Regions from separate parts of the Homo sapiens genome. Here region 1 is linked to region 2. A link is an interaction called in ENCODE POLR2A ChIA-PET data of the cell type or tissue named here. Cell type or tissue: CD4-positive, alpha-beta T cell. All regions are shown on one strand. Each heading gives the region's core, and the rest is flanking DNA. Links, peaks and the distances in the headings are about the cores only. Region 1 has its middle 23 kb from the start of PNN-AS1. Region 2 overlaps LOC105370461 (a long non-coding RNA gene).

Evidence for each region. ChIA-PET counts read pairs that join two places held together with the same protein. Peaks named below come from ENCODE experiments on the same cell type or tissue, not always from the same donor. Only the 100,000 strongest peaks of a DNase experiment are listed, where the experiment ranks them.
Region 1: POLR2A ChIA-PET joins it to region 2 with 5 read pairs; 3 of 35 experiments call an interaction of 5 or more read pairs at or near these places.

The regions. Positions count from the first base shown.
Region 1 is chr14:39,196,558-39,201,941 of GRCh38, forward strand. It overlaps the pseudogene LOC100313942. Among named protein-coding and RNA genes, the nearest start is that of PNN-AS1, 23 kb to the left of the region's middle. In CD4-positive, alpha-beta T cell, for the core only: no CTCF peak of the experiment used is centred there; no DNase peak of the experiment used is centred there.
Region 2 is chr14:39,466,664-39,472,047 of GRCh38, forward strand. It overlaps LOC105370461 (a long non-coding RNA gene), which reads left to right. Exons shown (of 8, transcript XR_007064121.1): 2 at 3,655-3,737. Among named protein-coding and RNA genes, the nearest start is that of FBXO33, 37 kb to the left of the region's middle. RefSeq lists an enhancer at 1,610-1,679. In CD4-positive, alpha-beta T cell, for the core only: no CTCF peak of the experiment used is centred there; a DNase peak (open chromatin) is centred at 2,888.

The DNA of each region.
Region 1 (5,384 bases), core at 227-5,226, 270 kb before region 2:
AAGACCCTGTCTCAAAAAAATTTTTTTTCATTGTTTTGTATAAAAGAAAAACTGTAAAATAGACATTCACTTTCAATCTCATTCTCCAGAAATAACTGCCATTTATACGTTAGGGAACATTTTCCCAGACAACTCTATATTTTCAAATATATACATTTAATACATAAATACAAACACATACACACTGGTGCCTACATGTATACCTATATATATTCACAACACACATAATTTTCAAATAGAATTATCCTATGTTTGTAGTTGCAGTTTTCACTCACTGTCAAATACAACTTTATATAACAGTGACCATATACATAATGTATAATAATACATATTTTTTAGGTCTTGCTTTATCACCCAAGCTGGAGTGCAGTGGCACAGTCATAGCTCACTGCAGCCTCAAATTCCTGGGCTCAAGCAATCCTCCCACGTCAGCCTCCCAAGTAGCTGGGACTACAGACACACGATTACACCCCACCAATTTTTTTTAGAGACAGAGTCTTCTAATGTTGCCCAGGTTGGTCTCTAACTCCTGTTCTCAAGTGATGTTCCCGACTCGGCCTCCCAAAGTGCTGGGATACACGTGTGAACCACCAAACCTGGCCTGTCTCTTATTTTTAATGGCTGCAGAGTTTTTCACTGAATGATGTAGTGTACTTTAATCGATATCGCTGATGGAAAGGGATAATAGTCTTTGAAATCCATTTTTTACCTTCTTCCTTTGATTATTAGATAGTCTCCAAGCTGGAGACATGTTGCTTATGTGTACAAACTACATTTCTCATTGGCTCATTCAGCTAGGCATGGCTATCATGTGATGTGAGTGGAAGTTATGAGGAAACTTCCAGGTCAGACTCTACTTTCTTTCCCTTTTACCAACTGTAGCATGTGTTTGGTAGTGGTAAGGATGGACCACACAAAGGAGGAAAGTGGAGTAAAGTGACAGAAGGAATCTGAATGATCTTGTGAAACATACCCATCGTACCTCCTATCCTCATTGCAATTTTGTGTGAAAAATACATTTGTCGGCTGGGCGTGGTGGCTCACGCCTGTAATCCCAGCACTTTGGGAGGCCAAGGCAGACGGATCACAAGGTCAGGAGTTTGAGACCAGCCTGAGCAACATGGAGAAACCCTGACTCTACTAAAAATACAAAAATTAGCCGGGCATGGTAGCGCGCACCTGTAATCCCAGCTACTTAAGAGGTTGAGGCAGGAGAATCTCTTGAACCCGGGAGGCGGAGGTTGCAGTGAGCTGAGATCGCGCCACTGCACTCCAGCCTGGGCGACAGAGCGAGACTCCGTCTCAAAAAAAAAAAAATACATTTGTCTTGTTGAAGACAAGGTTATTTGTTCCCTTTGAAAGCAAACAGACATTCTATAACTAACAATACTTTAGAGATGGACTTCTAAGTTGTTTACAATTTTTCTTTTTTTGAGATGGAGTTTTGCTCTTGTTGCCCAGGCTGGAGTGCAATGGCGCGATCTTGGCTCACCGCAACCTCCGCCTCCCGGGTTCAAGCAATTCTCCTGCCTCAGCCTCCCCAGTAGCTGGGATCACAGGCATGTGCCACCACACTTAGCAAATTTTGTATTTTTAGTAGAGACGAGGTTTCCCCATGTTGGTCAGTTTGGTCTCGAAATCCCAACCTCAGGTGATCCGCCCACCTCGGCCTCCCAAAGTGCTGGGATTACAGGTGTGAGCCACCGTGCCGGCCTACAATTTTTCAATATTATAAGTAATTCCAGTGCATATATCTCTTCCCATGTGTAATATTATATCCTTAGAGTAAATTCATATATGTAAAATTGATGGGTCAATGAGACATTTCAAGTATATTGGAAATTTATACAAATTTATAAATTTATACTGCTACCGACTATAGAGGAGGTTGCTTTTTTTCCCCATATCCTTACCAACATGGATTTTGTCAGCTTTATTTATTTGAGGTTGAAAAGAGCAAGCTCATAAAGAAATTTTGTACTCTTCTACTTTTCTTTCTTTTTTTTTTTCTGTTTTGAGACAGAATTATGATCTTGTTGCCCAGGCTGGAGTGCAGTGGCACAGTCTCGTTCACTGCAACCTCAGCCTCCTGGGTTCAAGCAATCCTTCTGCCTCAGCCTCCCAAGTAGCTGGGATTACAGGCGCCTGTCAACACACCCAGCTAATTTTGTATTTTTAGTAGAGACAGGGTTTCACCATGTTGGCCAGGCTGGTCTTGAACTCCTGACCTCAGGTGATCCGCCTGCCTCAGTCTCCCAGAGTGCTGGGATTACAGGTGTGAGCCACTGCGCCTGGCCTTCTACATTTCATTAATAAAGAGTCAAATGTGTTTTCTAGCACATTTGTAGTTTTTTTTACATTTAACTGTTAATATATCTGAAATTTATTTAGTTGTTTAAAAAAAGATAAGAATGGCCAAGCACGGTGGCTCACGCCTATAATCCCAGCACCTTGAGAAGAGGGCGGATCACCTGAGGTTGGGAGTTTGAGACAAGCCTGACCAACATTGAGAAACCCCATCTCTACTAAAAATACAAAATTAGCCGGGCGTGGTGGTGCACGCCTGTAATCCCAGCAACTCTAGAGGCTGAGGCAGGAGAATCGCTTGAACCCAGGAGGCAGAGGTTGCAGTGAGCTGAGATCACACCATTGCACTCTAGCCTGGATGACGAGAGTGAAACTCCATCTCAAAAAAAAAAAAAAAAAAAAAAGGTCAGAATTAACTTTTTTTTTCAAGTTGCTGTTAGTTCTTCCAGTATAATTTATTGAATAATCTTTGTCTCCCTCCCTGAATTAAAATGCAACCATATAGCAAATTATCATATTTTCTTGGGTCTATTTAATTGAATGCTATATTAAATTTTTTTTTTTTTTTTTTTTTGAGACAGAGTCTTGCTTTGTCTCGCAGGCTGGAGTGCAATGGGGCGACGATCTCGGCTCACTGCAAGCTCTGCCTCCTGGGTTCATGCCATTCTCCTGCCTCAGCCTCCCGAGTAGCTGGGACTACAGGCACACGCCACCATGCCCGGCTCATTTTTTGTATTTTTAGCAGAGATGGGGTTTCACCGTGTTAGCCAGGATGGTCTCGATCTCCTGACCTCGTGATCCACCCGCCTCAGCCTCCCAAAATGCTGGGATTACAGACGTGAGCCACCACGTCCAGCCTAAAATTGTTTTATAGTAGGTTTTAATATCTGGTATGCTAAGTCCCCCCCAATATGCTTCTTTTCCAATTTTTCCAAAATATTTATTTTTATTGTTATTATTTTTTTGAGACAGAGTCTCTCTTTGTTGCCCAGGCTGGAGTGCAGTGGTGCGATCTCAGCTCACTGCAACCTCTGCCTCCTGGGTTCAAGCGATTCTCCTGCCTCAGCCTCCTGAGTAGCTGGGACTACAGGCATGCGCCACCATGCCTGGCTAATTTTTGTATTTTTAGTAGAGATGGAGTTTCACCATGTTGGTCAGGCTGGTCTCAAACTCCTGATCCTGTGATCCACCTGCCTAGGCCTCCCAAAGTGCTAGGATTACAGGCATGAGCCACCATGCCTGGCTATATATTTATTTTTAATGAAAACTTTAGAATCATTTTTCAAGTTCCCCAAAAAGTTAACATTTTCATTGCAATTATATGGCCTTTATAAATTTAGAAGTAATCAACATCTTTAGAATATTGACTCTAAACAGAAACAAGTATAACTCTGCATTTATTCTATCATCTATATTCTGCAGTAACATTTTATAGTTTTCTTCATCAGGTCTTGTACATTTTTATTAAGTTTAGCCGTAGAGTGTCTTTTGCTAAAACAAATTATTTGCTATTGTGAACAGGATTTTTTTCTTTTTATTGCATTTCCACCGATTTGTTGTTTATGTATAGGAAATTTAAAAATATTTTTCCAGTTTGCAGGAAGCTCCTTTGTCTACCTCTTGTCTACAGTGGAAACTCCTGTGACTATTTTCTAAGCCATACTTGACTGGATCACAGTTAAAGAAAAAGTGAGGCACTTCTTCAGGAAGACAAGAACATTTCTTTTGGTGGTTGGACTTATAAAATGTTGGAATAATAAGTCTGTCTTTGTCCACTCTGGCTGCTATAACAAAATACCATAAACTGGGTAGCTTATAAACAACAGAAACTTCTCACAGTTCTGGAACCTGGGAAGTCCAAGAACAAGATAAGATTAGGTGTCTGGTAAGGGCCCGCTTCCTCATAGATGGCATCTTCTTGCTGTGACCTCACATAATATAAGGGATGAGGAGTCTCTCTTGGCCCTCTTTTATAAGGTCACGAATCCACTCAAGGACCTCACTTTCTAGTACCATCACCCCTGGGGGCTAGGATTTCAACATATGAATTTGATGGGGGGGGGGTGGGACACAGATATTCAGATCATAGCAAAGTCTTAATTCATTAATATGTAATTTTTCACCTGGTGCAGTGGCTCACACCTGTAATTCCAACACTTCCAGAGACTGAGGCAGGTGGATCACTTAAGCCCAGGAGTTCAAGATCAGCCTGGGTAAAATGGCAAAACCCCATGTCTACAAAAAATACAAAAATTAGCCAGGCATGGTGGCGTACCTGTAGTCCTTCCTAAGGCAAGAAGATCACCTGAGTCCAGGAGGTGGAGGTTGCATTGAGTCATGATTGTGCCACTGCACTCCAGTCTGGAAGACAGGGCAAGGCTGTCTCAAAAAAAAAAAAAAAAGTGTGTAGCACCCCATTAATTAAAAAATGAATAAATATATAAAAAGATGTAACTTCCCTTCCTGAAACTGTTACCAAAAATGTTCTCTTGGGCCAGGCGTGGTGGCTCACACCTGTAATCCCAGCACTTTGGGAGGCCGAGGCGGGCGGATCATGAGGTCAGGAGATTGAGACCATCCTGGCTAACACGGTGAAACCCCGTCTCTACTAAAAAATACAAAAAATTAGCCGGGCGTGGCGGCGGGCGCCTGTAGTCCCAGCTACTCGGGAGGCTGAGGCAGGAGAATGGTGTGAACCCGGGAGGCGGAGCTTGCAGTGAGCTGAGATTGTGCCACTGCACTCCAGCCTGGGCGACAGAGCAAAGACTCAAAAAAAAAAAAAAAAAAAAAAAAGTTCTGTTGACTTTCCCTGTGATATCAGGCGATCTTCACAATTCAGTCCAATTCCATAACCTTAAAAAACATGTTTATTGTTTGATTTTTTAAAATTTTATTTTATGAGATAGGATCTTGCTCAATCTCCCAGGCTGGAGTGCAGTGGCAGGATCACAGATCACTACAGCCTCAACATCCTGGCTCAGCCTTCCAAGTACCTGGGACTACAGCTGCATGTCACCGCGCCCAGCTAATTTTATTTTATTTTTTGTAGAGACAGGGATCTCACCATGTTGCTCAGG
Region 2 (5,384 bases), core at 81-5,080:
AGACTTGCAAATACTATCTTATAAACCATTATTTTAAGCTGATAACAACTTATCAATGTTTGCATAAACAAATAAGCAAAAAGAAAACTAATAAAAACTCTACACCTTAACTTTGTCTCTCACTTTTTAACTTTTTGTTTTTCTTATTTGTATCTTACTGTAGTGTCTGTCTTGTAAAGTTGTAGCTATTATTTTTGATTGGTTTATCTTTTAGTGTTTCTACTTAAGAGTAATTTACATACCACAGTTATAGTGTTATAATATTCTGTGTTTTTTTCTATGTACTTACTCTTACCAGTAAGTTTTGTGCCTTCAGATGATTTCTTATTGCTCATTAATATCCTTTTCTTTTTGATTGAAGTATTCCCTTTAACCTTTTTTTTGTAGGACAGTTCTGGTTTTGATGAAGTCCTTCAGCTTTTGTTTGGGAAAATCTTTATTTCTCCTTTATGTTGAAGGATGTTTTCCTGGATATACTATTCTAACAAAAAATTTTTTTTTTCCTTCAGCACTTTGAATACGTCATGCCACTCTCTGCTAGCCAATAGGGTTTCCACTGGAAAGTCTGCTGCCAAATGTATTGGAGCCCCATTGTATGTTATTTGTTTCTTTTCTCTTGCTGCTTTTAGGTTCTTTTTTTTTCTTTTTTTCTTTTTTTTTTAAATCTTTGGCCTTTGAAAGTTTGATTATTAACTGCCTTGAGGTAGTATTCTTTGGGTTAAATCTGCTTGGTCTTCTATAATCTTCTCATACTTGGATATTGATATTTTCCCCTAGGCTTGGGAAGTTCTCTGTTATTATCCCTTTCAATAAAGTGTCTACCTCAATCTCTTTCTCTACCTCCTCTTTGAGACCAGTAACTCTTAGATTTGCCCTTTTGAAGCTGTTTTCTAGATATTGTAAGCATGCTTTTTTTTTATTCTTTTGTCTCCTCTGTGTGTTTTCAAATAGCCTATCTTCAATCTCACTAATTCTTTCTTCTGCTTGATCAATTTTGCTATTAAAAGACTCTGATACATTATTCAGTATGTCAGTTGGATTTTTTACCTCCAGTACTTTGGCTTGATTCTTTTTAATTATTTAAATCTCTTTGTTAAATTTATCTGATATAATTCTGAATTCCTTCTCTGTGTTATCTTGAATTTCTTTGAGTTTCTTCAACACAGCTATTTTGAATTTTTTCTCTGAAAGGTTTCATATTTGTGTTTCTCCAGGATTGATGTCTGGCACCTTATTTAGTTGGTTTGCTGAGGTCATGTTTTCCATGGGTGGTGGTGATGATTGTAGATGTTCGTCAGGCATTGAAGAGTTAGGTGTTTACTTATAGTCCTTGCAGTCTGGGCTTATTTGTGCTTGTCCTGCTTGGGAAGGCTTTACAGGTATTCAGAATGACTTGGGTGTTGTGATGTAAGCTGTATCTCCATTAGGGGGCACCCCAAGGCCACTAATGCTGTGGTTCTTGTAGATTTGTATAGGTACTACTTTGCTGGTCTTGGTTAAGATCCAGGACATTTCTCTAGATTACCAGGCAGATACTCTTGTTCTCTTCCTTTATTTTCTCCCAAACAAAAGTAGTTTCTGTCTCTGCGATGAACTACCTGTGGCTGGGGATGGGGGTGACACAAGCAGCTCTGTGACCACCACTGGGACTGCACTGGGTCAGACCTGAAGTCAGCACAGCATGAAGTCTTGCCGAAGGCCTGCAGTAACCACTACTTGGGTGCTACCTATGTTTGCTCAAGGCTCTAGGGCGGTACAGTCAGCAGGTGGCAAAGTGGGACAGACTTGTGTCCTTTCCTTCAGGGCGGCAAGTTCCCCCAGACCCCGGGTGGGTCCGGAGGTGTCATCCATGAGCCATGTACTGGAGTAAAAAACCTTAGACATCTACCTGGTGTTCTGTTGTACTGCTGCTGAGCTGGCACTCAAATCATGAGATGCAGGCCTTCCCGCTCTTCCCTCCACTTTCCACAGGCAGAGGATCCTAACCCTGTGGACACCACCATCACTGGCCTATGAGGAGTGCTGCCAGGCTTCCACTGATGTTCACTTAAGGCCCAAGGGCTCTTCAATTAGCTTGAGGTGAATGTTGCCAGGTCTGAGACTCATCCTTCAGGGTGCTGGGATCCCCTCTGGACCAGGGCAGGTCCAGAAGTACCAACCTGGTATCTAAGGTGCACGACAAAGCTCCCTTTACTTTTCTCTGCTTTTCTCAAGCAGATGGAGTCTCTCCCCATAGCCACCACAGCTGGGAATGTGCTGTGTCTTACCTAAAGCCAGCACATCTCAGTGTCTCTCCTATGGCCCATGGAATACTACCTGGGTATTGCTGCTGATTATTCAGGGCCCAAGTGCTCTTTAGTCAGCAGGTGATGGGTCCTGCCAAAACTGGTTCCTTCCCTTCAAGGCAGCAAGTTTCCTTCTGGCCCAGGGTGTGCCTAGAAATGTCATTTGGGAGCTAGGGCCTGGAAAGGGGGCCTTACCACTGTGCCCTCTCCTACGGTGGCTGAGCTAGTATTCTAGATGCAAGACAAAGTCCTCTTTATTCTCCCCTCTCTTCGCCTCCCCTCCCCAAAAAGAAGGAGTCTCTTTCAGAGCTGTGAGCTATGCAGCCTTGATTTGGGGGAGTAGTGCAAGCACTCCCTTTGTTGCCTTGGCTGGTGTCTCAATTGGTCACATGCCCCACCCACCCCAGTACACTGCCTCTGAGGCCAGTTCAGCAGTAGGACTTGCTTAGGAATTGCTGTCATTGCAGCCTAGACTGACTTTCAAGTTTATTTAGAGCCCCAGAGCACTCCAGCCCGCCGTGGCGAGGCTTGCCTGAACTCAAATTCTGACCTCTGAGATGGGTGATTCCCCTCTGGCTATGGCTGGTCCAAGTGCTCCCTCTGTGGGTGGGCTTCAGCCAAGTACATACTGGTTCTGCTTTCTGCTATGACAGGGTAGCACTAAGTTCAATGCAATGTCTCACAATAGCTGCATCCTTCTTCCTTGAGTGCACAGATTCTCTGTGCCATGCAGCTGCTGCTGGAGGATGGGGGCAGGGAGGAGGGAGGTGTGGTGTCGGCAATTCAAGACTGTCTTTCCTACCCTTTATGGTGCCTTTCAGTAATATGAAGTGAAAACCAGGTACTGTGAGTGCTCACCTGATTTTTGCTTCTTATGAATGTACTTTTTTGTGTAAATAGGTGTTAAATTTGGTGTTCCTGTTAGGGGGATGATTGGTGCAGGATTCTATTATGCCATCTTGTTTTTTCCCCCAGTCTTTGGTCTTTTCATGTTTTCTTTTTTGTACTTGCTTTAGAATAAATTGACTATTTATATTCATTGCCTAATTTTCTATTGACTTGTATATTTTTCTTGTGAAAGGTAAGAATTCTTTATATGTTACAGTTATTAATCATTTGTCATGTATGTTCCTAATACTTTTCTTCCAAATCTATCATTTGTGTATGATCTCATTTATGATATATTTTTCAATTTTCCAATTCATTGATAAAGTTAATGATTTATACTTCTGTAGTTCCTGGTGTTGAAGTAATTTATATTCCTGGAGTATACTCTACTTGATCATATGGTAGTATTCATTTGATAAGTTGCTAGATTCTGTTTAGTTGTACTTTATTTAGGATTGCTGCATCTTTATTTGTTTTATAGATTGCATTTCTCTGGAATGACCACAGCAATATTTCCAGCCCTTGATGATCTTCTAGAACTTTGCCACTTCCCTGCATCAAGAGGTAAAATCCATTTCTATTCTCTTGAATTGAACAGCTTCAATGAATTGAGTGCTGAAGAATTAACACTCTGTGACTTCATGACTTGTTGGAAATTGTGAGGAATCTCAGGCCACATGGAGGGGCCAGTGAAGATGTTCCAGCTTATAGCCCCAGCTAAGGTTTCAACTAATAGCCAGACTCAACCACCAGGTATATGAATGAACCTTCAGATGATTCTAGTCTCCAGCCTTCAAGCTTCCCCAGTCGATGCTGAGTGGAGCAAAAAAAGGAATTATTCTCACTGAGCCCTGTCCAAATTGCAAATACCTGACAAAAATAAATATTGTTGTTTTAAGCCACTAAATTTTGGAGGAACTTGTTATGCAATCATAAAAACAGATTTTGTTATCTGGAAGTGAGTGCCATGTAACAGAAATCTAAAATGTGGTAGTGGCTGAAGCTAGACTAGACAGGATTAGGCAGGACTAGACAGAGGGCAGAAGGTGAGAGGGCCTTCAGGTGACTGTGGAAGGCTGATGGACCTCAAGGAGGCTATCAGAGAGGGTTTAGAGGAGAGTGAAAAAATATCATTGGAGCTGGAGGAAAGAGGATCATTGTTAGGTAATGACATGAAGTTTGGCCACCTTATCACCTGTGGTAATGTGAAAAGCAGAAAATGGTGATTGTCTGGCTTCTTCTTGCTGCTTATAGTAAAATGATAGGAGAGAGGTAAGCTAAAGAAATAATTGTTAAATATAAAGGAGCCAGAACTTCTTGGACTTGAAAATAAAGCTTTCTCTTTTCCAGTTTTTCCTGACGGCAGAGAATTCTAAAATTAAGAAGATTCTTTATGGAAGGAGAGCAAATCTAGGGTACTGTCATTAAAACATGGTTTATCATGAAGCCAAGGGAGTGATTGTAAAATCTTAGTTCTAATACCTCAGGAAATTTAATGTCATGCCTCACACAGACAGTAGTCTCTCTAATTATCTTAAGGACATGACATACCTTACAGATCCTCTTTATTAAAGAAAAAGTCCTTTGAGAATTTTAAGAGCATTGTCCCTCGGCACCCTTATAGGAAGCTCTAGGACTTATCTTGAAGAGATTTGTGGGTACAGGTTTTGTCTAATGGAGTGGATTATAAACAAGAAATCCACACAGTTTTTTGTTGCAAATTTTTTTTAGAGCAGTTTTAGTTTACACAAAATTAAGCTGAAAGTAGAAAGTTCCTATATTCTCCCCATTCCCCTCTCTCCCTAAAATTTCCCACACTATCAATATCCCTGACCAGAGTGGTACTTTTTTTTTTTTTTTTTTTTTTTTACCATCAATGAACCTACCTTGGTACATCATTCTCACCCAAAGTCAATAGTTGACATTAGGGTTCACTCTTGGTGTTGTATATTCTATTAATACACCAATATGTTTTGACAAATGTATAATGACACATATCCTTCATTATAGTATCATATAAGGTAGTTCCACTGCCCTCCAGATCCTCTGTGCTCTGCCTATTTATCCTTACCTTCATATCCATGACAACCACAAATCTTTTTACTAACTCTTACAGCTTTGCATTTTCCAAAATATCATGTAGTTCATGTGGTAATATACATTTGTTTCTTCCATGTCTTTTTGTGGCTTAACAGCTCGTTCCTTCTTAGC